3 separate regions of the Homo sapiens genome follow, and regions 2 and 3 are each linked to region 1. A link is a loop called in an ENCODE intact Hi-C map of the cell type or tissue named here. Cell type or tissue: ascending aorta. All regions are shown on one strand. Links, peaks and the distances in the headings refer to the core of each region. The heading gives the core; the rest is flanking DNA.

What was found. Peaks named below come from ENCODE experiments on the same cell type or tissue, not always from the same donor. Only the 100,000 strongest peaks of a DNase experiment are listed, where the experiment ranks them.
Region 2: a loop joins it to region 1, with 2.3 times the contacts of the local background. A loop is called at or near these places in 2 of 110 quality-filtered maps.
Region 3: it touches region 1 in a loop (4-fold over the local background); 5 of 110 quality-filtered maps call a loop at or near these places.

Annotation. Positions count from the first base shown.
Region 1 is chr13:93,244,898-93,252,657 of GRCh38, reverse strand. The region is part of intron 1 of GPC6 (glypican 6); the gene reads right to left. Among named protein-coding and RNA genes, the nearest start is that of GPC6, 22 kb to the right of the region's middle. RefSeq lists enhancers at 3,433-3,932, 3,933-4,434. In ascending aorta, for the core only: no CTCF peak of the experiment used is centred there; a DNase peak (open chromatin) is centred at 3,937.
Region 2 is chr13:93,946,961-93,954,720 of GRCh38, reverse strand. All of the region lies in intron 3 of GPC6 (glypican 6), which reads right to left. Among named protein-coding and RNA genes, the nearest start is that of GPC6-AS2, 92 kb to the right of the region's middle. In ascending aorta, for the core only: a CTCF peak has its summit at 3,347; no DNase peak of the experiment used is centred there.
Region 3 is chr13:93,774,285-93,782,044 of GRCh38, reverse strand. All of the region lies in intron 2 of GPC6 (glypican 6), which reads right to left. Among named protein-coding and RNA genes, the nearest start is that of GPC6-AS2, 80 kb to the left of the region's middle. In ascending aorta, for the core only: no CTCF peak of the experiment used is centred there; no DNase peak of the experiment used is centred there; H3K27ac peaks cover 883 bases.

The sequences.
Region 1 (7,760 bases), core at 1,338-6,337:
CCTCATTTTAAATGATACAAGAAAATATAAGAGTAGAAGTGGATTAGTTACCTAATAAAGAGACAAACACTATACAAGCTTGGCAAAGGTGAAAACAGGAACCAAGAGGCTTAGGGCAAATGAATTTAAAAGGGATTTTGAAGGGAGTTTGAAGAGAACTTTCAACAGGGTTGGATTTTACTTGGTGGATAAAAGCAGGGAAGACATCAGCATTGTCACGAGTGTGCACAAATCAAATTAGTCAGGAAGAAAAGTAAGTGTATTGGAAAAATCTTTTATCAGATGGAAATTTCTAGAAGGCAAATGCCTAGAAGTAAGTTAGAAAAATAGTTTGAGTTATTGAATGTCAAACCATGTTTGAAATGTATTCTCAAACCCCTGGGGGGAAAAAAAAGGGAACTGCTGATAGTTGAAGTCTTAAATTTTAAGACAGTGGTTCTCAAAGTGTGGTCCAGAGAACACCAGCACCTGCATTTCCTGGGAGCTTGTTAGAAACACAATTTGGGCTCCATCTCAGATCTACTGAATCAAAAACTCTCAGGGTGGGGCCCACCTGTTTAGGTTTGAATAAGACTTTTGGATGATTCTGGTGCACATTCAAGTTTGAGAACCACTGGTTTCAACAAATCGAAATAATCAAAGCAACTTATCAAACAGATCATTCTCCTGATGGTAAAAACAACAAACAGAAACCTGTGAAAAATGAGATGAGAGAGATGTTTCAGTGCCATTTCCAACTAGAAGACCAAAAAAAGAAAGTAAATGTTTTTAAAGATTTGCTGTTTGACATTTAACAGCATTTCAAGATCACCTTTTAAAGTTCTATTAGAGCTTCTCTCTTCAGAGCTCATCATAAAAAGAAATTAAAATGACTAAGTCTAGAGTGGGGATTACAGCCTCCTACATTTTCTCCCTGTTGCTGAACAAGGAATAGGAAGATTTCTTATCACCACATGTCATGAAGGAATGGGGAAAAGGAGAACTAACATTTATTTTGAGACTTCTCTCTGTATAGATAGGAAACCAGAGTTGAAAAGGTAAGAAAACTTTAACCAATTTGCAAGCATGAGACAAGGAATTAAGTCCTTTTGCTTCTATATAGTAGTATCTGCAAGGAATCCCAAAGATTCCTATGTAAATAAAAAGTTCATATTATTTCCAATTTACTTGATGCTCAAGAGATTCTTTGAAAGTTTTCATATTGTTTATGTAATGGGTATAATGTTTTACAAATACTTTAAAAACAGATTCCATTCTGTTTGCTCCTTAAATCATTTATTTCCTTATAGGTTTCCACCTCTAAGGGCATGAGGGTCTGTTACATCATCTCTTTAGTAGGCAGAAGTCTCTAAATGTGGCAGAAGGGCTTGAATTCCAGTCAGAAAGAGAAAGAGATAGCAAACCCATCCCTGCCCAAGGGGTCTGTGCAAAGGAAGGAGGTGGAAGAATGGTAATGGTTTGCCAAGTCACCCAGTGATACGGCTTGGCTATGTCCCCACCCAAATCTCATCTTGAATTGTAGCTCCCATCATTCCCTCAGGTTGTAGAGGGACCCAGTGGGAGATAACTGAATCATGGGGATGGTTTCCTCCATACTGTTTTGTGGTAGTGAATAAGTCTCACGAGATCTGATGGTTTTATAAGAGCAAACCCCTTTCGCTTGGCTCTCATTCTCTTCTCTTGACTGCTGCCATGTGAGACGTGTCTTTCACCCTCCACCATGATTGTGAGGCCTCCCCAGCCATGTGGAACTGTGAGTTCATTAAACCTCTTTCTTTTGTAAATTGCCCAGTCTTGGATATGTCTTTATCAGCAGTGTGAAAACAAACTAATACACCCAGTTTCTCTCTGAGCTTTGCCTCAATGCTGGGAAGCCAAAGGGAAGCAGGATGTGGGGCCCAAATTCTGCCTAGGATTCTGTGAAGAGATTGCCTGGTGGGCTACCTGGACCAACTTTAGGGTCAACTTTGGGGCACAGAGTACTCAGAGGGAGAGCTACACCCCTCACCTGGGTAGCACTGGTCTGGCTCAGCAATCCCTAGAGCCCTCCTGGGAAGAACTCAGAAAGCAGCGGAGTTGCAAACCAGAGGCTTGTCATGGTCCCCCCATGCCAAGTGATCAAGGCTGGAGGTGGGCCAGAGGCCAGTTGAGTGACAAACCAGTGACTCAGGAGGTCTTCATGCCCAGAAAGGCCAATGTGAGGGTGAATACCAAAGGAAGGGGACTAGTTACCCGGTCCTTCCCAACTTGAATAAGAGCAGATCACAAAGTATACCACCCCCAGATATGCAGGCCAGCAGGGCCCTGGAAATGGGCAGAGCCCTAGGACCCTCAGTTTTCTTTCGTGAGAAAGAGTCACTCCTTTATCACTCCGCAATCTAAGAGATTTATTTCCTCCTCTACTCTGTGTTAATTGACAAGCATGTGTACAGCCTTTCGTACTTGTCAGATACTATTCTAAGAGCTTTAGAAGTGTTCATTCGTGTAGCACAATCCCAGTGATGAGAGATAGGAATTGCTATTACCCCTGTTTACAGATGGAAAAATCAAGGCACAGAGAGGTTCAGAAAAGGCTAAGTAGAGGAGCCAGGAGTCAAAGCCACTGCACCACAGCAAGTATCCCACTTGATTGACTGTCAGCTAGAAAGGCAAAACTGATCAGACTACATTTTCAACTAGATCAGACTAAAATGTTTTCTCCTGTTACCCATCAAGTGGGAGCTCCTGCGGAAAACTACACAGGTTATATGAGCAAGAAGAGAAGGAGAAGGAGAAACCAAGAGGTGGAGGAAAAAGGAACTATATGCCTTTTACATCAGAGTTGCAACATATGTATATTTTCAATTCAAAAATGGTGGCAGCTCACAACTTCCCAAAGGTCCTTCCAAAAGCTTGTAAAATGAGCCATTTCCTGGAGTGAGGAATGATGACTCACCCGCATGGCTGTTTTTCTCTTACCTCTGCTAGTTACCACTGGAAAGTGGAAATATGAGGCGCTGCTTGGACCAAAGTGAAATCAAAAGACATACTATTTCTCTAGTTTTTAAAATGGAAAAACCTCCAATTTGACAAGGGCTCTTCAGTTATGTTTAACATTTTTTTCCCAAAAGTCCACAAGACTGAAATGCCAACCTCTTTCAACAGACCAAACCTTTTAAAGGCCTTCATGTTCCCTATGCAGGAAGCCCATAGCTGCCTATAAGGCAAACATTTCACAACCCTTACCAACAGAGGACGAAACTAAACACTCAGAACAACAGAAAGGGAAGCCAAAGGCAGAAAGGATACAATTCTAAATGTTAAATGTGTTATTTTCAGAAATACACAGCAATTTTTAGGATTAAAATCAATCAATTTAAAGTATAAGGAGTTTCAGAGGTTTCACAGGGTTCCATTAATTATTTTCCCTGATGCGATATTACCAAATGGGGGCCCCTATTAATGGTGAAAATACGTCCTCAGTGATCTCAGTTCCTGATGGGTGGTAATATAGGACAGACAGCTCAGTAAGGTGGTAGGTTTATGGCACTGATAATACTTTCTATTTATCTGAAATTTGTTTCAGTTTTTCAAATCTAACATGCCAGTGAATAGGTCCTAGGATATGGTGTTGGTACAATGTCTGTAAACAATGATTCTTTCAGGGAGGGGAAAAAAGAACAGTGCTTTCAATGTTCAGTATCCTTTACATCTGCTGCTCAGCTGGAAACACTGTTAAAAGGCCATTAGAACCTTAAGGTAACAGGCCTCGAATGCTATGAAAGCCATGGAGCAATTTGCTGTTTGTGTTAGGCGTATCAGCTCCAGCCACTTCCTTTTCATGGGCTGAAAACAGCTTCTGTCATGAGCCGTGAAAATCAATTCCACAGTAACCAGGCTGAAATGCGGTTGAAGGTGGTGCACCTACAGGCTGGCGCTGTGCAGCAGAGCCTCCTTCTGGGCATCCGTGGCACCTTCCAGAAGTTTCAGGCAGCGGCTCCCAGCAGTGCCCGGGAGGTAATGAGCAGCTCAGTACTTCCAGGAACCTTCAGGCTTATGGCTTAGGACACTGGTCCTCTCTTATACTTAATTAGGTTAAAATAGAAATTGTCACCCTGAATGAAGATAGCTGTAGGAAGTGTCGTACTGGGAAAAAGCCTGCTCTTGCTTATTTGTATTCCATTTTTCCTGATTATAGTAATTGTGACAGAGGCTCACTTAAAAAAGAAAAAAAAAAAAAACACTTTTTGTGGGCCTTTTAAAGTACAGAACATTTTTAGACTTTTTTTTTTTCAAACATAAGATCATACTTTTGAAAATATATCCTTTAGGGGACTAAGCAGTTTTGTCAAGACTGTGCTTTTTAAAATCATGGCTAGAAAGGTTAAAACTCATTTTTAAATATGCTACAGGTTTTTCTGTTCTAGGAAATTGTTATTCCAGTTGTAAAAATCAACCTTGGTTATCACATAGAATTAAGCTCATTCTAACCTATATTTCTATATATAGTCAACCCTTTGTTATACTGGAAACCTTTGTATACACTGCTAAGCATGTTCTGAGTAAGAATAAATTGGCACTCCTAAATCACAGCAACCAGCTTATGTGTATACATATAACTTCTTGTAATATTATCTCATCATCAATAGCCCAGGCCGAGTAACTGATTCAGTTAATTAGTTAAATTTTGTGTTAACAACAAAATGGAAAAAATATAATTTCATGTTTTTTGGTCTGAATATCTGATGCACCTAACTTGTTTTAACTGAAATTTAAGTGTGATTACTCCATACATATTTTGTTGACTAAAACAGAAAAATATACAATTTTTATGTCTTTTGCACAAAATACATAATGAAGATCTCTTAGTGATTCTAAGACATTTCCAAGTTATATTTTAAAGAGGGGAAGGTGGTAATTGAAAATAGATTATTCATAATAGGTGTGTTGTTGATGACATATGATTTGCCATTTGTAAGGTATTTTATATTCAATTGAAACTGACCTTTTATGAGGGCCATGTGGTAATATAAGTGAAATGAATATATTCTTTATTGCGGTCATATAAAAAGATTGGCCTAAGCTTTTAACATAATGCTTGACCTGATATCTAATATCCCCAAGTCTGTGAAAGAATATTGAATAAGATACCATATCATGAAATGAGTAGTAAAAGCATAATAAAATCCTTTCACACATTAGCACTTGATAATGTAAAAGTAACAGTAAACTAAGATTCTCAAGTTCAAGGCAAATATAGTTGGAGGAGAAGCTAATAATGGATCACCACATAGGAGTGTCCAGCAATCCTGCATTTTCAGATTGTTAGTACTTTAGAATTACAAGTTCCCATTTTCAAAATAGCAATCCTAAACTCTGCAAAAACATTTGTTAGGCCAACAGAAAACAGAGGTCAAAGATAATCTTAATTTGTTTATTGGTGATTTTTAATATAGCTTGTAGGTATCTAAAAGCGATCTCAAAAATTCTGTCTTCTAAAATCAGTTCATTAATATAAACATCTCTTTAAAGAATTAGGTATCTCCTAAGGGTACTGCAAAGATACTAGAATGGTTTTTGTTGCAAGTTAGTTTCCAGTAGTTGTTTCTTTCATAATAAAATGTTACATTATACTTAAAATTTTTGTTAAATATTTGGCTGTAAAAAAAAAAAGAAAAGAAAAAAGAGAACAAATTACCAGAAATTTTAAATGTCACAGTTTTTTAAGTTTGAAAAACTCCCAATCATGGAGATTTGGGGGGGAAATTAGGATAAGCAAACAGCTAAAAGACAATTTTTTTTTTCCAGGAAAAAATGTAAGGCCTGTCATTTAAAAATACCTATAATGTGTGCATAGTGGCTTTTTTTTTTTTTTTTTTTTTTTTTTTTGAGACAGTCTTGCTCTGCCGCCCAGGCCTGAATGCAGTGGCACAATCTCGGCTCACTGCAAGCTCCGCCTCTGGGGTTCACCTCCTGCCTCAACCTCCCTAGTAGCTGGGAATACAGGTGCCCACCACCACATCCGGCTAATTTTTTTGTATTTTTAGTAGAGACGAGGTTTCACCGTGTAAGCCAGGATGGTCTCAATCATAGTGGCTTTTGTTAAGTTCATTTCACAAGTGCTAGTGACTTTGAGTTATTCTCATCTATTAAGAAAATAGTAAATAAAAGTTATTTATTATTATTATTTTTTAGAACACTTCAAGGTGTTTTCTTTGCAAAGAAAATGGTTGCCTCAACATCACTGCAATCTTAAGAAAAAAAATACCTCTAGTTCCTTCAAATTCTGTGGAGAAGCACTGGCCCCTGCTAATCTCAGCTGTCCTGGGGGCACAAAGAGAGGAAGCCAATTGCTTGATAAACCTAAAACTATGATGTAAGGAGCAAACATGCAACTAGTAAAGCCTAGAGAGTGCAGGTGTGCATGCCCAGAATGTATTATGCTATATCTTTAATTCAATGTGTACAAAATGCAGAGTGACCAGCTCTAAATGTAGTCGCCTTGCATAACAGTCTAAAAGTCAGGGGAAATGGCTAGATCTGTGCCTGAGAGGCTAGGATAGGAAAAACAGCTCAAGGAGGAGGTTGGGGGGATGGAATTTCTCTTGACCAGAAATCTCAACAGGACCAAAAATTAATTAAGAGTCATAGGTACCAACAGAAGGCATACCATATTAGTAAGAAAAATAGGATCCTGTGGTGAAAGAAACCTGAAATGCCATTGCCCATTTCCCATTTAAAGCAATGTGGAGAGCCCATTCTACTTAGGAAGAAGAATCGTTGGCCTCTTTTGTTCCAGGCAGACATGGGATAGACTGCTCTGGTCCCATTCTGCTCTTTTCCTTAGTCCCCCTAGGGGCTCATGTAAACTTTTTAAAGTATGCGGGGAGATCTAAGTAGTACAACTTGTAGCAGTAACACACTTTGTGGGTGGAGATTCTCACCCACAACCAATGTAAAAAACAATACAAAAACCATTATCCAAAAGGTGACTGCCCACTCTGAAAGAAATCCATATTTAAAACCACAATGAATGGCAACCAGAGTATGAGCCCCAGAGACTCAAAGTATGATACCTGACCCAACAACATCAGCATCACCTGAGAACTTGTTAGAAACGCAAATTACAGACTCCAGGCCAGAACTACTACTGAATCAGAAAGTCTGGGAGGTGGAGCCCAGCCATTTGTGTTTTGCAAGCCTTTCGGTGATTCTGGTGCATAGTAAAGTTTAGGAAGCTCACTGCTCTACATCACTCATTCTCAATCCTGGGAGCACATCTAAATTAGGAAATTATGAAAGGAGGGAAAGAATGAAGGAAGGAAGGAGAGAAGAATAGAAGAAGGAAGGACTGTGCCCTTTCCCAAATCAATTAAATCAGAGTATCCAAAACTGAATAACGGTGCTCAAGTATAGATAATTTTCAGTGCCCCACATTATAGCCTAGAAGACTGTTAAATTTTAAGGAATTTTGTGAACTGGCTGTTAAACTGTTGGTAGCTTGAAATTGTTCATGGTGAGAACATTTATACCACAAAACTTACCAAATGCTATGAATCAGTGTCCCCTCCACACCCAGGCAGTTGTTAATACCTAATCAGTTCATCACTGGCCAGGGTTGAGAAATACTGGACTAAAGTGACAATGCCAAATACCTCATTAATTCAGACAGCCTCAGCAGTTTCTCTCAATTTCTCAATTACTACTCAATTTATTGGGATTCTTATTAAGATTATGAAGTTTTTTTTTTGAAGATGGCAGATTAGAGGCTTTGTTAGTGT
Region 2 (7,760 bases), core at 1,435-6,434, 700 kb before region 1:
AGTGTCTGCTGGGAGCTTCCCAGGCAGGTCTGTGACAGGCATGCAAGTGTTCCACAGGACAACTGGGACATGCTTCTCTGTGTGCTCTATGAATTAAACTCAACATCAGGAAAGTTGTTTGAGTTGTAGGAAAAAGGTCACAGTACTAGCATGGGTAAAAACAAAGCATGTAAAACTTGGGAATATAAAAAGGCATTGTGAGCCTGGGCCACATGGTGAAACCTGTCTCTACAAAAAATAGCTAGTTGTGGTGGTGCACACTAATTTACTCTCAGCTACTCAAGAGGCTGAGTCAGGAGGATCGCTTGAGCCTGGAAGACAGAGGTTGCATGGAGCTAAGATTGTGCCACTACACTCCAGCCTGCATAACAGATGAGACCTTGTCAAAAATAAAAATAAATAAAAATAAAGGCACTGTGTATGCAGAAGAATATTTTTCAAAACTTTTATAATATATATACACTTTTGCTATGTTTTCAGATTATATAACCATACATAGCAAGTTGTAAATAGCAGATTATAAAACTATATGTGTTGAAAGAAGCCAGATAAAATAGGCCACATATTACATGATTCCATTTAGAAGAAAGATCTAGAATAGGTCATGCTTAGAGACAGAAAGCAGAATGGCGGTTTCCAGGAGGTAGGGGTGAGGGAGGACTAGGGAGTGACTTCTTGGGCAAAGAGCTTTCTTTTGGGATGATAAAAATGTTCTGGAATTAGACAATAGTGATGGTTGCTCAACATGATAAAGGCACCAGATGTCAGTGAATTGTACACTTTAAAACAGTGAATTTTATGTGATGTGTAATTTACTGCAATTAAAGATAACCATATATGCTATATCAGTCCATTTTTGAATAGAAGAAAAACAATATTATACAGGTGGAACTGATAATCAATACAGAATATGACTCAACCTAAAGTTTCACTGGAGTGCAAGGGGAAGATAACACTTAAGAGCTGGGCATTGAGAAGATGTTTTCCAGTTACTTTCCTTTTTGGTAATACATACGGTCTGGCCAAGGTGATACTTATGGTTCTATCTACCTCTAAAATTCTCTGACTTTATGATTTGAGTTTAGAATGTTGCATGACAATTCAAAAGAAATACTTATAAAATAAATTGATGTTTGATTTCAAATGTTGGAAGAAAAGTCAAATGAGTAAAAAGAAAGTTGCTAGAATGAACAAGATGTGGAGAAACAAATACAGAAAAATAAACTGTTCTACAAAAGGAGAAACAGGGCTTATTTATGGAGAGGCAATTCTACACAAAGAACCAGGACAATAATGAATAAAAATGAAATAAGTGGAGACCAAATATTCCACCAAAGATGGACTGAAAACCCCAGTCTGAAGGGGAAAGTAGGAGGCAACCATTCAGGATGATAAAGATGACAATATGAAGAGTCAAAAGGGGAACATACAAAGAAGGAGTTTAAATGCTCCATAAAACCTTAAAGTGAGAATGTTCAATAGAAGTAGAAAAACAATCACAGTGGTAGATGGGTTTTAGGGAGACCATGGAAGAAAAGAAAAGTGAAGACACCTCAGCAAAAGTTCTGAGAATCAAAAACCACGAGGGAAGGTGGCACAGACAGAGTGAAGGCAACAAAATGAATGGAAACTGTAGCAAAATGAATGATCTGACAGCATCTAAGCATGGGCAAGATGAGAAGGGGAGCAAGAAGCAGCTTAAGAAAAATATATGGAAAGTTTGAGAATTCTGTAGAAAGAAAAAAACTAAATAATAGAGGTGTTTTGAGCCAAACGGTTTCAAGGACTATATATATACGTGTATATATATACATATATACACGTATATATCACACATATATATATGTATATATATACATATATATACGTATATATATGTGTGATATATACGTATATATATGTGTGTGTGTGTATACCTATATCTCAATACACATATATACACACCCACATCTCACACACACACGTCACACGCACATACACACACACATATACACACATACAGGTGAATATATATACTCTCACACACATACTATATATACTATTTATACACACATACATATACATACATATATACAGACACATACATATATACAGACACATACATACATATATACATAAATGTATACATCACATATAAGTGTTTGAATGCAAGCTAATGCTGGAGTTCAAAAATAAAAGATAAATGATACAAGAAAGACATTCCTAATAACCTAGGGCATTATAATTCTTCTTGGCAACTATTTCCAGTATTATTGTTCCATGTTCATATAAGGAAATTAAAACTCAAGAAGTTATATACATTTTTCACAATTCTGGAATTCTACATATCAACTCAGGATTTTAATTTAGTTCTATTTAACAGTAATATTCATACAGTTCTTTCCCACGTAATATGTTCCCTAAAGATTCATTTTTGAGATTTTTGGTTAATTTTGATTATCATCTTGAAAATGGGTATAAAAGCCTAGTTTTAGATTTAATTTTCATTTTGTTACCTGATTTCAATAAGTTCTATCTTCTGGATCTGTTTGATTGCCAAATTTTCTTCTCTAACTTCCTTCCTCCAGATGTTTCCTGTGTTCCTAGAAGTTTAAATTATGAACACAGAACACACTGCCCTATAGAAAAATGTTGGTATGATAACTGAAATGGTACTATTAATTCTTTATTTAGTGCATATTCTAAGGTACCTACACTTTGTAGGCTGTGCTAAGAACAGAGCCATCAACTAGCATGTTGTTTGTATGAAAGAATGTATTTCTGAGCTCTAAGGCAATCGGCTCAGAAACAAACCTTTAAAACACAACCCATTTATTTTAGGTTGAAGAATGCCTATGAAACATGTCCACTGTTTCATCCTTTGCTTCTAATGATCTCCAGGAATCTTCCTGGATGTTATTTCTCTGGTGAAAGTTCTCTTATAAAAAAAATTCAAGATTTTGCTTATGTCTATTTTTGCTGCTGCTATCAGTTCCTATTAGAGAGATTATTACCTAACGTTAATCACCTGACTTCCTTCTTTTTGTCATAATTATTATAACCATTACTATACGGATGAAGAAACTGAGGCTGAGAGGGGTTGGGTAATTTATCCAAGGTGAAACTGCTTCTAAGGTGATAGAAATTAAAACTGAACCCTTCTCTGACTCCAAAGCCATTACTGGTTATCAGCAAAATAGAAACAGAAAAATAAATAAAATGTATAGGTCTGGATATTTTTTGTTTGTTTAAGCATTCATTCATTCATTCATTCATCATTTATTCATTCATTCAAGAACAAAAGACTTACTGGAGAAATGAAACAAAAAATGACTGGCATAGGATGAGGAAGATGGCAAAATTGAGTTAGGCCACAGACCTGCTCTAGAGGGCTCCAAAAGCTGAAGAGAATAACAGACCTAAAATCACATAATAATAATTAAGCTTGCTTGGTAAGTTGAACAGATTAAACTGATCTGGGCAAGGTGAGGAAGGCATCAAGCAGGAAGTAACATGACACCTTTTACTGGAGATGAAAAGAGTTTTCCAGGAAGATAAGAGGCTGTTTAGGAGTGGGGAGGCATGAAGGAACATAGACATCTTACTACCTAAATAATCTTCCTGAGAAATGTAAGTTACATTTAAAATTTTACTTGACTGTATCTTGTATGTAATACAAGACAAAATATTATTTGTGAAATTTTTTGTTACAGATTGAAAAAACAACATGACCTTTCCAAATTCATCCTTTGCTCCCTCAGACTACCAAGATGGGCAAATTCTTCTAAAGAGGGGAAATGTCTAGTGCAGTGTCTGCCAGGGCAGAAGGGAATGATATGTAACTCTTCCCAGTCACCATGGAAGGCACAAATTGCTTTTTAGAACTTGTGGTTTCTCCTTTATGAATGTCCAGCACCTAAGAGCTTTGACAATAAAAAAAAAAAAGAAATTTCCCAGCCTCAGAATCATTTGTGAATGCACAACCAACTCTGTCAAGGGCAAGAGAAGGTCACAGATGATGAAACCACGATAAAGCCAGAATCATGAAAATATAGATGTCTGCAGATGAATCAAAGTGAACAGAGTGACCCTCTGCTATCATCACTTAATCGCTAGGTTAGGGAAAATACTGGGAGACAAGGGATCAGACGGAGCAATTGTGACTGTTAAGGACAAGTGGGATTAGCATAAATGTATCATAATTTATCATCCTCATCACTAGTAATTTTGAGGTCTATACGTCTGAATATACCGGTCAGAAGGACCTGTAGAATTCTTAAAAAGGTATCCTTTATAACTCTAGATGCCTAATAGGTGGAAAAAAAATAGCATATTCCTTTAGCTTTTATACTTGTTTATTATTTCAGTGAAATAGAGTAATAGGTACCCTTTCTCCTAAAAGTTAGATATAAATATCACCAGTTACTATCATAAATAAGGCATAGTCTTGGCAATTAGGCTTCTAACGTTTTCATTATTTCCTGTTTGTTGTTGTTCTTCAATTTTTAGTGAAATCTGGACACTTAAGTATCATCTACTTATTTATTTAATTTTTATCGTGGTAAAATATATATGACATAAAATTTGCCATTTGAACTATTCTTAGGTGTACAATTCAATGGCATTAAGTGCAATCACAGTGTTATGCCACCATCACCTCTAATATTTTCAGACAAATTTCATCATCCAGACAGAAACTCTGTACCCATTAAAAAGCAGGCTGGGTGCAGCGGCTCATGTCTGTAGTCCACTTTGGGAGGCCAAGGCGAGTGGACCACTTGAGCTCAGGAGTTGGAGACCAGCCTGGGCAACATGTCAAAACCCCTGGCTCTACAAAAAATACAAAAATCAGCCGGGGGTGGTGGTATGCAGTCGTAGTCCCAGCTACTTGGGAGGCTGAGGTGGGAGGATCACGGGAGCCCAGAGGTGGAGGTTGCAGTGAGCCATGATCGCACCACTGCTCTCCAGCCTGGTTGACAGAATGAGACCCAGCCTCAAAAAAATTTTTTAAAAATCATAAATTTAAAAAATAATGAAAACAATTCCCCATTGCCCTCTCCCTCCACCTGGTAACCTCCATTATACTTTCTTAGACATTTTTATTTTGTGGAAACCAGTTCAAATATACCAAGCTGCCAGGCTGGTATGGGATGTCCTGTGACTAATGATTAAGTCAGGTTAAAGGTGAACATGTCCATTTCAATTCAGCTTTGTTGATCTGTTCTCATGTATAATATACACATTTATTGTGAACTTGGGGATCCTTGAAAATCTCAGATTTTATGCCACTTGAATATTAAAGCTGTATTCACTTGGTTATTTCTTATTGGACTATCAACCATAATTAAACACACACACAGAAACTCACTATCACCATGAGCATGAACCAACACAAAACCTATTGACTCCTGCAAGGAGAAATGTCATTGTCTATGCCAGGCAAAGCAGAACATAAGTGGATAGTCATAAATTGCTTCATTATCTAAATTGTAGGTTATAGGCACTAAGAAAATTTCTCAGAATATTATTGAAATCTTTCATTGATTAAGAAAACAAACATTTTTTTGAAATGAAAAATATTAAGGACTAATTTGGAGGTGTTAAATTTGAGCCAGGGAGAGTGCCTTTGCCACTGGAAATGTAGAAGGTTCCCAACAACGCAGAAGACCCCCAAAGTTGGGAGAAGAGGTAAGTATCCAATCAATAACAAATGTCAGTTGAAAATGAAGAGGAAAGCCCTGTCATCTCCTCAGATAAGTTTTATATCTCAACTCACTGTTTTGGAAATATCAGAACATATGGGGATTTAAAAACATTGCAATGAAGGGGGATTAATGGAAAAACAATTTTATCTGTCAAAGATCACTACAAAGCAAACAAAAAACAAGCAAACCAAAGCAACTGTAAAGGGCATATTCATCAATAATCCTGGCTGTGTTTTAAAGGTGCTTAGATGCCACAAAAACATCTCCATCATCACATAAATATAATTTTAGTGTTTATCTGAGTTGGGGATGACATTTATTGCCTCACACACTCTCTCTTAAAGCACAGTGTTTACTTATCTAGCAGTGCTTTCAGAGTGTTTGCATTTGGAAAGGAACACGTCTTGCATCTTTGCTAAACCTTAAATAAATTATGCATTCAATCATATTTCTGCTATAAAACATACTTTGTATCAGGGACAACAATTTAAACCCATACCTAACATTGGATGTATCTATTAATAATTTAAGAAAAAATTGCCTGGACACCACTATCTACAGTTCATGAATTTATAGTGAAACATGATTAAATGAATCCACAGCTAGGAATCAAGCTGTAGAACAAGTGTGCATTCCCCAAGATGGCCTACAAGAATAATTGGATCTTCTGAAAGAAAACATTTGTTAAGCAAATCAATCAAATCAATCTAGCCTGACATAACTGGCTGTCATTCCTGCACAAAATGAAATTTATACTACATGAATATGTATTTGAATTGGAGAAAATACGATAGGAGGAATATAATCATTTAATGGGGGGCTCTTTTAATACACAGTTGACAGTTAAAATTTTTATTTTGGTAAGGAGAAAAGTGTCTGTTGTTACCACTCCAAGACAAAGTTAATTCTGGACTGGACAAGTTAAAATTATGTAACTGATGAGTAACTTTATTGTTTCTTAATTTAAATTTATGAGAAATATATTCTTATTATTGGAAGAGTATCCTGCAAGTTACAACACAGGATACAATAATATTGCCAAATAATTAGGGTAGTAAAATTAAGTATGTCACTTAAATTGAAAAACAAAAGGGAAATTGAAAAGTGAAAAATAGCCACAGGAGCATCTGCCCTTCTATCACGGAGGCTTACGTGCTCAGACTATATTTTCTGCTGAAACAAAGAGATTCTTTTAAGACCCAGCTAATTCTCAAAAGAATTTATCAAGGTTTCCACAATCTATAAAAATAACTCAGTACTGCAACAGAAACTTCTGATTGTGGTGGCGAAAAAAAAAAGCGTTGAAGAGGAAAAAAAAGAAACCACTTTTGTACGGGGAATCAATCTTGATGCTAAGCAGTGTTAATTCCCATATATGTCTTTGATTGTATTTATTAATATGTGTACTCCCTCCTCTACAGCGTTTTACATGGCACAGCAACTTTGGGAAATTAGGCATCATTCAATTCAGTTGCCTGAATTTTTTTTAGGTCAACATATTGCTGTTCATGTTGATAAATTTTAAAATTGCATGTTGCATATTGCGTATCTATCCATCAACTGTTTTTCATAGTAAACTCTGTTTTCATCTTGTTTGTCTTTATAATTATGGGACTATATCAGAAGTCAATGAAATATTACCATTCATCTCTTTTTTTTCCGATGGATGGTTTGTCCTACTTCAGTTTATCACATTTTCTTTCATGAATTTATGTGAATGTTCTAAGTTAGGGACCAACACTTTCATGCTGTAGTTTGGAAGAATGTGCCACTGTCTTGCCTTTACACATCTTCTGAAATCTACACATTGAAGACTCACACATCAAGCATCCAGCAGGCAACCCTGCACTTAACGGCATGCTTCTTACAGCTGGCACATCTAGGAAGGACTAGTTCTCCTTTTTGCAATCAAAGCATACCTCTCGAAGGCCAAAAATTATAAGAATCACTGAAGAACCACAAGTTTTCATGCATAAAATAAACTGAACTTGGTTACTATCAAGTCTTAAAAAGCTGAGTTTTGAAAGTCAGGAAAACTCCTTTATACAGAGTCAGATTCAAGGTCAGAAATTTCTA
Region 3 (7,760 bases), core at 1,435-6,434, 530 kb before region 1:
TAAGTTCAAGAGATCTGTTGTATCTCATGATGACTGTAATTAAGAACAATATACTGTATACTTGAAAATAGCTAAAAAAAGTAGATTTTAAATGTTCTTACCAACAAAAATAAATATATGATAATACATATGCTAATAAAATTCATTTAGCCACCTCCAATGTATACATATATCAAACATCATATTGTACAACATAAACATATAATTTTTGTCAATTAAAATTATACATATATAATTTTTCAAAAGATGCTGACCCTAATAGGTATTTTACCTATATACATAGTTAGAAAAGTACATATAAAATATTTTCTTTATCTATTAGCCCTGACTTTTGTGTGCTACATCTAATATCATGGCTCAGACAGTCTCAGACATTTTCAGAGGATCACATTATCTTAATCTGTGGAACTCTCCCATAAAATCATTTCTGATTTCACTAATGGCCTTTGAAAGGCTCCTCTTCTCTATATTTCATATAGTAACAATTTGAAATGCTTCTGACAGGGAATTTTTAGGACCCCAACTCTAGGGACAGAAATACTGGGAAAAGGATCCTGGATGTGTACAAAATCCATATTTTGGTTCTGCCTGTAACGATCCCTTAACTTGGGCATCTTGCTTGTTTCTGAACCTTGGCTTTTCATTTACAAAATAGAAATAATTCCTGGAGTCTTCACAGGATCAAAATGGCGCTTGCGAAAAAGACTTTTGTTAGTAAAGAGTAGACAAAGTATAATTATGTATTTCTTTTTTCTTTTTTTTTTTTTTCGGAGATGGAGTCTCACTCTGTTGCCAGGCTGGAGTGCAGTGGCGCGATCTCGGCTTACTGCAACCTCCGCCTCCCAGGTTCAAGTGATTCTCTTGCCTCAGCCTCTCGAGTAGTTGGGACTACAGGCACTTGCTACAATGCCCAGCTAATTTTTGTATTTTTAGTAGAGGCGGGGTTTCACCATGTTGGTCAGGATGGTCTCGATCTCTGGACCTTGTGATCCACCCGCCTCAGCCTCCCAAAGTGCTGGGATTACAGGCATGAGCCACCGCACCCGGCCAATTATATATTTCTTTTAGTCTGTAAGACCCTTGGAAATAGGGGCTTAAACATTTTATTCTATGCCTATAACAGTACTTTACACAATGTAGGTAATCAAAAAAATAAATTTTCAGTCAATAAAGACAAGCTCAAAGAAATTAAAAATAAAATCAGTCATTTTATAGGAATAAGTTTTTACTATCACAGGAAGCATAAATATGAAGAAACATAAAGGCAATGACCAAAATAGATGTTCAAAGTTAAAAATAAAATGCAGATTATTGTTGAATCATTCTATGACTTGTTTTAAACATTAACATTGTCAAACCTTTAATAGGAGTAACCTTAGATAAGCATAGAAGTTACATCTTAAAATTTTATTTTGTGTGTGTGTGTGTGTGTGTGTGTGTGTGTGTGTGTATTTTTGTGATCGTGAACCATAAAGTCATTAAGGTTAATTTAATGAAATTTCATATAGTTAGAGTGCCAGCTGTTTAATAATGAAGAATGCTGTGTACCAGTTTAGAGAAAGCTTTAGGGGTTGTTTTATATGCCATTTTTAACAAACTGACTAAGCCAGGAGTCATTTGAAGATGTAAAGATTGGAAAAAATAAATCCACAATGATGGCTAAGCTAATTGTTTACAATAGCAAATAGCATCTAATATGGTGGGACATAATTGACTATATGTGTAGCCTATGGCAATATTCTCTTAAGGAAAACAATGTGTTTTTTTTTGCTTTTAAATTTTTTTTGGTTTTCAATAAATGAATCTAATACACATATTTAATTATAGGTTGACTGGTGTGTTTTCTTCACAGTTTGCGGAAAAAAATGCTTTTTTTAAATTGTCGGGTCTTGAATCCATATTTGTTTTCATCCTCATTACTTCTTAATGACTTTCATGTATAATTAAAAATTATTGGACTACTTTGGCCTTATTCTTGCCTCACTTCTCCTGATCTAGGTATTCATCTCTATGTGTATTGGGTCTGGTTCTCTATTTGTAAGATAACTCACATTCCTTGGATCCATAAGGAAAAAAAGAATGTCCTCAACTCTTCACCACAAACTCCACCAGTGGAAAAGAGTAGCATCTTCCAGTCCCAGGGGGTTTATATGCACACAAATGAGGGAATATCCAGAATGGTCTTTCTTTATAGAGTGGAAGAGTCTCCCCATTCACCAGATGACCTGGGGTGTCATTTCCCTACATTAAGCTCTAAGGTACATGCGTGGTGCCTCTGAAAAAAATTGGGGACAAAGGTGGCCTCTAACAAAGAACAAAAGAACAAAGAACTGGCCCATATGAAAAAGAGACAGTGATAACTGGGGCAGATATAGCATATAGCACATACGACGCTAACATAAGCCATTTAGGTTTTCAGGAGATAATCAAACTATCTCTTTGAAATTGAATCACAGAACCCGGATCACATGATTTTGTGATGGATAACAGTGAAATGGAGGGGCACGCCACCCAGCAACTAGTTGCAGGATTACTATAACTTCACTGTATACTCTAATGGTCCATAGATACTTTGAGGCTTTTATCATTTTTCCAAGTTGTCTGTAGTCTCAATATGGAATTATAAATAAGTAATCCATAATTTTTAACAAAGACACCAGAATGAGTTGAAGGAACAAACTTCATTTAGATTGTCATCAAGTATGTTAGAAGGCTATTTTGGATGTAAATTATTTTTCTTATACAAAAAATAGTAATTAACATTGATTAAAGCCCAGTGAATTCAGTCCAGTGTATTCAGCTCCTCCACTGGTAGCCGCAATACTAAGTTCTGAGAGGCTTGTAAAGATATTAGTCTCAGTCCTTTCTCTCGAGAAACACACACGAATAGGCATAGAAAGTGATATAAATAATAAACTGGAAAGAAAAGCAGTGTGTGACAGAAAATTATATTTGGCAGATTAATATAAAATGTTTTTAAAATATAAAAGGATAGTTATAAACATACAGCAAAATCTAGATTGGCAAGTATTTAAGCAAAACTAAACAAACAAATAAATAATCCAGAAATGTTTATCTCAATGATCTTTTAGAAGAAAAATGATTTGTTCTACTTGGATTGGCTACAGTTCTCTGAGTTATTGGATGGAAGCAAAACATGGCCATAACCTCATTGGCCATCAAGGCAAATGTATCCAGCCAACCCAGAAACTTAAGGCACACATTCCCACATATTTTCCCATGGGAAAGACTTGGCTGTATGGGCTCAACTACTGCCAAATAAGCCATTTGCTTGGAATGGGATTTATCTGGGTAGGGCTGAGAGGTGAGATAGGGTGGAGAGTTAGCTAAATGGATTAAGGATGGTGAAATAAATAATTTGTCCTGGTATAGAAGCTTGGTGTAACAACAGGTGCAAGAATGGTGAAAGTGGGTACCTAAAATATTACCAGTTTTGCCAAAGGCCGTATCTAAGCAAGTGCATTGATGTCACCTCAACCTCAAAAGTAGTCTCTGAGCTGCTTAAAGGCAGAATTAATGTCTCCTTTCTCACCTCTCCCCAGTACTTAGCACAATGCTATGACTTAATAGCTACTCAGTAACTATTTGCTGAACAAGTTAGTGAGTGTATTTGCATGTATTTGAGCACCAGTTAGTCTATAAAGTAAGGCAGACCACCCAGGAAATCTCTCTTATAATTCACTCTCTTCGTTTTGGTACCAACAGTAACAGAAAGTTGCTGCTTCTTTTTTTGTGCCTTAACAGAGATATTAGGAAGAGAAAAAAAATCTGTCAAAGGAGAACAACATTCTTTTGAAGAAAAATATTGACATTCACAAAAAAGAACAAAGCTCTTGGTGCCCCTCTATCTTGAACATCCCTCTACCAGCAAAAGAAAGCACAGAGGTTAACAGATTTAGCAGGGAAAGCAGGCTGTAATCCCATTGACAGCTAGGAAATGAAATGACATCAAGTATTCAATAATTGCCCTCAATTAGCCTATGCAAAGCAAGGATTAATTACCAGCATTGAAAAAGCTCACCTTTGACTCCTCTTTCAAGATCTCTCTTACACTGAGTGTTCTTCTGGTGTTATAAATGAAGGTCCGGTGGACTTGATAACTTGCTTTTCCCTTAATATATTTTAGTAGAAAGTAGCTTTTAATATGGCAACAGAAATTTAATGAAAGGGAACTCTTAGCTGGTCTCAGAAATACATATACAAATAGACACAGATACAGATGTAGACATAATGTATAGATATATGTAGGTACAAATACACAAATGACTGGAATTTACTGATTCAGCATGCACCAGGCATTAGCAATAACCCTTGTACACATTAGCTTTGGAATTCTCAGGACAGCAATTAAATGTATTCACGTAAACCTATAAAATAATGTTATTACTATACAGGGAAATAAATCATAACAATAATGTCTACATAGGTACCGATTCTACTTTTTGGCATATTCTCCTAACAAAAGCTATCTTTTCCCCAAGCCAGTAATAAAATAAAACCAAATGAATCTCTAAAGCCATTCACTTAATGAAATAATTTTGTTAAGCAAACAATAAAAACCTCATTGGCAACAAAAAAGTAGTAGTGTCAGAGCACACTGGAATGCCTGAGCAAAAGGGTAGATGTGATTTGCTCTGTTTAGGAGAGTTATCTGGGCAAATGGAAAGGCTTAGCTGGGTTTAGTTAATGTTGCTAGTAAGCACAAGAGTTAGGAAAAACAAGGAAGTGAAGGAATAGAAGAGATAAGAACACAGAAAAGTGGAGAACGTAAGAAAACAGGAGACGGGGCTTGGGAAATTAAATTAAAACTTGCTTGATCGCCTGTTTCAACCGCTGTGTGAGATCCTTTTACCTATGGCTAGGCAATTATGACAGCATGGTTAGCAACCAGGAAGCCACACTCAATTACATAACAGGACTGAGGTCAGAAGATTGAGGAATGGGAAGTATGTCCTTTTTGGAATTTGCTGGATTTGAACTCAACCAGATGTGGATTTAAGTTCCATCCTTTATTATTAGAGATATCTCTATGGATAAGGAAATCTGACAGGGGTTGGTCGATGGGCAAGGGTGCTTAATCATAACATTAGCACAACTGTTCCGTATAGTTTGTCATTATTTGGTGGAAGGATGGTCCAAATCCTACTCATTGCCACAGCCATCTGATGTTTCTGTAAGCCTGCAAACCAGTCAGCAGGGAATGGGATGGATCTGATGGTTTAACAGGGACAAGGTATGTCCTGATGAAATGTTTTATGTCATTTACAAAGTTGATACAGACCCAAGCATAATAATTGATTTAGTAATTGCCTAGTATATGGAGGTTTCCAAACTTCTTCTAGTGAAGCCAAGGGCAGAAGCATACATTTGTGCTGGCTTTAAAAGAAAATATATTCTTTCTTTCTTTCCTTCTTTCTTTCTTTTTTTTTCTGAACATACCTTGAAAAGATAGTTAAGAGAAACGTATTGATGGATCCGGATCATATCAGTTCATTATCCCAGTATGATACTGGGTTTCAAAAGAAGATGCTATGGACACTCTTCTGGAGATAATTTAGTGAGGTGGAAAAAGAGAGTGTGGGTTCAAATCCCAGCTCTGCCACTTGGCAATTTGTCCCCATCTGTTTGGCGGAAGTTATTTAAGTACTTTCAGTCTCAGCAGTTTCATCTGTAAGATGAGGATGTTCTTAGTGTCTATTTCAGAGCTGTTGTTAAAGTGTTTAGAACTGCGCCAGCACATAGTAAGGGTTGAATACATGTAAGCTATCATTACTACTGCTATATTATAATAACACTATTAACATAATGAAATTCTACTCCCTATATTTGTAAAGTACAACATTGAGAGATTACCTAGATTGTACTATTTTTATGTAGTTTTCAGTGAACAGGATACTTGGGTGTTTCTCTCCAGGCTAGTGCTTAGTAAAAATGTACACCACCCCCCCACCCCCCAAAAAAAGAAAGAAACAAAGAAAAAAAGACGGAAAAAAAAGGCTTTAAAAGTAAATGAAACCGAATCATGTGTTTTCCAAAGGGGGTTTATTGTTGCTGGCTACAGCACTACATTTTTAAAAAGCCAATCATTTTCTTACAAAAACGGTCTGCAAATAATGAGTCATGCTGCAGAATTTTGTGACTTTTCAGAGAATTATTTTCTGACAGCACTATATCTCTAAGTAACTTTAAAACTCTGTTGAAATTGGTTTGTTTAGACGACATTCGCCAACTTCTGCTTTGGGTGTTAAGAATGAACCTTTCAATTAAGGCAAAGTAAGACTAGTCCAACTGTTTTTGAACACAGTAATGCTGCAGACTGCCCGAATGTAAACAGAAATTGACAATTTGAAAATGTCATCAACCCTGAGCTTTCAAAGGTGTTAAATATTTAACTGTAGCTAACAGACTGCAAAGTAATATTTGCTTGACCAAATATACGTGCTTATTATTTCTCCACGATCACTCTCAGCCTCATCTCTTTTGTAGCTTCACTTAGTTTTCAGAAGCTCACCAGGCCTGAAGGTGGCAATGACAATTTTCTTCTAGAAAACTCCAGGTTTAGCTTGAGGGGAATGCTTTAGACTCTAGGCTTTGAGCCTGGGCTCAAATCTCAGATACGAAACCTAAAACCTAGATGACTCTAAGCCTGTAATTGAACTTCTTTTGGCCTCAGTTTCCTCATCTGTAAAGTCTTTTACATAGTTTGGAAAATGAATGAGAATGCCAGGAGGCAGTGTGCGCCTATGGTCCCAGCTACTCGGGAGGCTGAGGCAGGAGGATCACTTGAGCCTAGGAGTTCAAGTTCAGCCTGGGCAACATAGCAAGACTCTGTCTCTTGAAGCAATAAAAAGAAAAACAAAATGAGATAATGAGGATTAACTACTTAGCACACAGTGCCTAGCATGCAGTAAGCAGAATAAACATTAGCAATAAGTACAGAACGTGTTGTTATCACTGTTCTATTATATATGCAGCACTTTAAGATCTCTGGGCATCTGTGTTTGCTCCTTTTTCTCTTGGAATGCTCTGGCTTTGCATGGATGTCCTTTTCTCACCCTTTGTTTCTCCACTGAGATGGCATCTCCTCCCAGGGGCCTTGGCTGAGCTCTCTGGTAAAAGAAGACTTTCCTGAAGCCCCACTCCTCATGCCCTGTCTGCTTCAATACTTGACTGTATCTGAAATTAGATTACTAGCTTTTTAAACCAATTGATGGTCTCCCCCAATCAAGTACAGGCCCCTTACAGAAGATACTTTCCCTGTCTTTTTCATCATCAATTTCCAGAGCCCAGAACAGGATATGTCTCACTGGGGTCTCTGAAATGCTTACCGATGAACCAGCTCCAAATAAGATTATGACACATATGCCTTTGTGTTAACTTATTTAATTCATACATCAAGATGTTACTCAGAATATAACATGGTATTATTAAAGAGAGTTCCTGAGAAAGTTAATCCATCATGCAGCCTTTATACACGACTTTTACTAATTCTGTCATTAAGTGTGTCATTAGTGTCTAGGATTTTGGTAAAAATAATACACGAAGGAGAGCTGGAAGTAAAGTGCATAATATTAGCATAACTTATCTCCTGATCAAGTTAAAAATATAAGATACTTTGTGATATGGTCCCTAATATTCCAGTGTTCTTAAAAATAGCTCTAAGGAGAAGTGAAACAGAATGGAAGTGTTCATTAATCCAGGATTGTAGGCAAAGACTACACTCTTCTTGAAGACTTGAG